Linked DNA regions of Homo sapiens: region 1 is linked to region 2. Evidence: read pairs that join two places in POLR2A ChIA-PET (ENCODE). Cell type or tissue: MCF 10A. All regions are shown on one strand.

The links. ChIA-PET counts read pairs that join two places held together with the same protein. Peaks named below come from ENCODE experiments on the same cell type or tissue, not always from the same donor. Only the 100,000 strongest peaks of a DNase experiment are listed, where the experiment ranks them.
Region 1: POLR2A ChIA-PET joins it to region 2 with 6 read pairs; 1 of 35 experiments calls an interaction of 5 or more read pairs at or near these places.

Annotation. Positions count from the first base shown.
Region 1 is chr6:9,404,399-9,406,898 of GRCh38, reverse strand. No RefSeq gene overlaps it. Among named protein-coding and RNA genes, the nearest start is that of HULC, 750 kb to the right of the region's middle. RefSeq lists an enhancer at 882-2,081. In MCF 10A, no CTCF peak of the experiment used is centred here; a DNase peak (open chromatin) is centred at 1,328.
Region 2 is chr6:9,481,179-9,483,678 of GRCh38, reverse strand. No RefSeq gene overlaps it. Among named protein-coding and RNA genes, the nearest start is that of HULC, 830 kb to the right of the region's middle. In MCF 10A, no CTCF peak of the experiment used is centred here; a DNase peak (open chromatin) is centred at 1,428.

The sequences.
Region 1 (2,500 bases), 77 kb after region 2:
CCCATGTGATATGGGATCAGCATGGGCTTCATGACAAAAAGAACTTCTCATAATCCTTCATGTCTATTCTGATGACAATAGATAATTACGTTGAATTCTCACGTGCAACAACACTTACAAACCACTTTTCAGAATGTGGTTTTGTAAGTAAATCCTGAAATTCCTTAACGAAATGCAAATGGGGAGCAGGATTTGAAGATTCAGCATCATTTTACAATTTCGAATAAAGAAGTATTTTTGTAGGGAGATGATAAGTGTACATATCAGTATATGTGTACATATATACACATTTATATCTACATTTAGAGAAAGTTAAATATGCAATATATAACTTTCTATATTTACACACATATGCACACACACATATATACATGTTATTTAGTGATCATTTGCTACATATAAAAACATTGACTTTGAATACTTAGAATAAAAAATATTATTATTATCATTACCTACCATTAATTCAGTGCTTTTGGTGGGTAAAATCTATTCAGTTCAACACCTACGTTTTATTTCTAAGCATTATGTTTGGTGCATGGCATTGCAGACTTTATAAAAGTACCACAGGCAGATAATTTAAAAATCATATTATAATATTTTCAGTTGTTTTGTTACTCTTCATTGATGTTGCTGCAGATAACTTTCTTTAAATCATGTCTTACATGGGTAATCCTATCTAAAACTGATGAAAGCAAAGTTTCCACATTTGAAGAGAGGTCAGACTCAGAATTCCATTTACTTCTCTCTGTCATTGTCACATGCTATGGAGCCTGAACGAAATGAACAACTCAGCACAGTTTGAAAATCACCGTAATACCATCAACTTAATGATGACGCTATCATGATGACGTTTAAAGACGCTGAAAGAGAACAGGAAAATAAGATATTTAGTCTAAACAAAGGTTTCCATGGACACTGCCCAGTGGAGATGATTATCTCATTGGAGTGGGAGTGGGAGTTAACCTGAAGCGTAAATGGAGGTTTTTATCGAAGGCCAACAGAACAATAGGAGGAAAGGTATGGAAGGATGAAACACATGGGGGCAGGAAATGATCAGAGCATTAAACAGGTGATGGAAGGTAGCAAAACATGAAAGAAGAGGGGGTTAATTTGGGATCAAGGATGGTATTGAACACAATACTAAATAATTAAACTGTAGCCTGTAGGAATGGGTGCTATGATGAATATTTTTAGGCAGCGATACGGCTGCAACGCGGAGAATTAATTTAATGGGGTTAAGAGAAGACAGGTGAGCTGGATGCTTCCGTGCATATCAGAAGCTCTGAGGTCTGCATCCCTCCCTTAAAATCCCTAAGGTATGAGTCATTAAGCCACTCCTGCTGGGTTTAGTGACTAAGAAAGAGTCAGTAAACCTCTCCAAGTGCGGACATCCAGAAATAGCTCATTTGTTTATTCATTCAATTAAAATCCAATTATTCTTTTGTTCATTAAAGGAACATTTACCTAGTAGCCATGATGCACCATTTTGGTAGTCTCTGGGTCATGGACCATTGCAAGGTTTAATCTGAACAGCAGGGTACCTTTTTATCATACGGATTAATATTACCGGATACTTTTTAATAATTTCTGGCCACTGCGTGCAGAAGGTTGTAAGTGGGGTAGGCAGCCCTGGAAGTTTCTTTAGGTTGAATCCTGTTGCACCTCCAGGAACCACGTGAAAGGACTCTAGCATTCGCTCACTCCCCAGTTTTCTTTGAATGGACAGTGCTGACCACTTCTGGCACCTCCTCCCCTCTCTTATTCTCCCAGCGTTTGACATTAGTGCTCATTTTACTGTTTTCATCTTTTATGCCGAGGTTTCTCAACCACTACTAGCATTTGAGGCTGAATAATTGTTGGGCTGGGGCTGTTCTGTGCGTTGCAGGATGCTTGGCAGCATCCCTAGCTTCTACTCATTAGATGCCAGGAATCCACTCCTCCCCATCAGTCCCCCAGTCGCGGCAATCAAAAACAATCCCAGACATTGCCAAATGTTCCCTGGAGGAGAGAAAGGAACCACCTCTGATTAAGGACAGTGATATTTCCTATAAAACACGATTCAAGGTTTTCCTCCACTTACATGACCTAAGGTCATTGTAGGTAAACACCTATTCTCATTCATTGTAACTTTTATCTATCTACCTCCCAGGAGGAGCACACGCTAGCCACAAGTAGGATTTGTGCATAATCCCTTTACAACACATACACTGCCATGGCTATGAAAGTCCTTTTAAAAAATCATTTCATTGGAAACCAGAGAAGAGTGAGCTAGTCTCTTGAATCAAATCACATAATGTGGCTATATTCTTGTAACTAGTATGTGGCTGACCTTGAACCGCCCCATAAGTGAATCAAGATGCTGTAGTTTGCCATGTGTCAACGAGTTGTTATCATCAGTAAACAGGACGACAGCATGTCTGAGACTCTACAGATTATGGAAGAGCTCTTTTTTTTTTTTTTTTTTTTTGTCCTTTGTTAACAAACCCAAAGTTAGGCAAAT
Region 2 (2,500 bases):
ATCCATTCTGCTGCCACAATTGGTAGTATGTGAGAAGAGGGCATAGCATGGTCACATTTGGCTGCCATGAATAAGTCTGGCTTAAATTCCTTGTCTAAGGAAATCACCTTGAGCAAAATGCATGAATATGTCTGGCACAAAAAAATTATAGAAAAGAAAACTAGAAACAATTGTCTTTTAGCTCATAACATTATCCAATACTACAACCTTGTTCCTTAATTAAAGTTGCCAGTGTTCAGAACAATTATAACAGAATTATTATAACAATTATAATAGATAATTGATGTATTTAGCACTCAATGGATTCCATTATTCAGTGCCTTAAGCTACCAACTGGGACATGGGACAGTTCATCGGATAATTTTGGTTATCTCCATTCAGCTGTGTGGATGTTAGGGGTCAGAATAAGTGAAACAGTTTGGCTCATCTAGAGTTTAGAATTTTTTTTTAATTCTGTAAGTTTCACTTCTAAGAATCCTTTTCCAGTAACTTTATGTAACTTATGAAAAATTGCTAGAAAACTACTAAAATCAGGATTAAAATACTTACATGATTATTAAAAGTAATGATCCTTTATGTAATTAAGCACCTTCATCGCTGTGTATTGACACCATCCAATAGAATGTATTGCTTTACTTTGTTTAAATAATACAGTTAATACAGATTCTTTATGTAGCACATGTGAAACACAAGACACATCAAAGATGCTCTAAATAAATCTGCTTTCTCACACTTCTGAGTCATGTCAAATTGGATAAAGTGAGAATGAGACTGTATAATTCATTGTGCAAACTGGTTCAATTTCAGAGTGAAATTGATAATGACTTCAGGAAAATCACATACACTAGGACTGTTTGAGGCAAATGAGGCCAGTTCTAGGAAAGCTAGAACTTTCTTCCAAAACATGTATAGTTTTCCCCTTTTCCTCCTTGTCATGTCTTTTTGATGATGCAGGCTACATTTGTACTTAGAATTTTCTCAAGTTATGTTGATGATTCTGTGCTATTTTCTTCATCCCCTGTGATAAAAATCAAGCATTAATAGGTGGCTGGTGGGGATTCGGGTTATAGACTGTGACAGCGTGAGTGCCTGCAGCCCAAGCAGCAATCACACTCTCAACCTCATTGTCAGTTGCAACTGACTCTCATTAAACGAACTAACTGTTCACTCTAGCAGCACTTCACAACTTTACATGATATTTTATGATTAAGCTTCTCTAAACACAGCTACGTATTGTAACCTCCAACTTTAAAGGGAGACACAGGGAGAAGTTGATGTTATACTGAATAAAAGCCAAAAAGTCTATGAGCTTTGTTTTTCTTTTCTAGAAGCTTTGTTACCAAAGCTTCTAGATCTCTATGCAAAGACTTCCACTGGGTCCTGAACACCAAATGTCAATGAGTCATGATGACTAATACTAGGTGGTGTTTATGCTTTGGCCTCTTTGCTGTATCCTGTAGGCTGGCAGAAATCAGGCCAACTGAGTAATTGCTATAATGCATTCCCTTTTCATAATATCTGCACTGAATCTTTGTTGCTTCGCACTTCAGTTTGCATTCCAGCATTCTTTCATGCCAAGCCTGGTGATTACTTTGAGTCCCTGAGCTACAGGCATAATTATCTCTCAAGAAGACATTGGGGACTCTTGAGAGGAAGCCCGAGGAAGATGGAGAGAAGAATACTAGATGAAGGATTAAGGTATTTCTTAGGTGGAGTAAGTAGCAGTGGGGAAGAGGAGTAGGTGATGTTCATTTGCCAAGTATTTAGAGAGTCGGGGACCTGATACTTAAGCTTTAATGTTGACCAGAGGTATGGTCAACAGAGCTATTTAAAAAGTTAAATAGCTGAATATCTCTCTATTCATGGCCTAGAGAAGCTTTGTTATTTAGATTTAGATGTTACTTTGTTTTAATTCAATTACAAATGATCATGTTTGTCGATCAGTTTACTCATGATTTGTCCTAGTTTTGAGGGAAGATCAGATTCCCAGATGTCCTCAAAGATCGCTTTCACTGATAACAGTGAGCAATTATGCTATCCCTAAAACTTCCATAAGGAGTACTCTATGGCCTTTGAAACCACATCATTGACTAAGTGAAACAATAGAGTTTCTGTAGCCCAAGAGAGCAAAGCAGAGTTCATTTAGCTACAAACGACCATTGAATGGCACTAGAGATAAAGAAAAAAGTATATCACACGAAAAATAAATAAATAAATGATAAGATGTTAGGTCAGTATGATTTCATGATCATTGCAGAAAAGTAAACAAAAACCGTTTGATTATTTACATTTCTGGCTTGCTTCAGTAATGTGTCATCTAGTCCCAGTTCTGTTTATAGGAAACATTGCTTTTGTAATAACATGCTTATAATGAACAATAAAATCCATGAAAAAGGATTTCATTGCAGAATAAACTTGTAGATTCAATACCCTCAGAAGCATTCTCCGCAATAGCATCTCAGAAACAAAATTATGCTGGGTTTTTTAACAAGCCACTTAA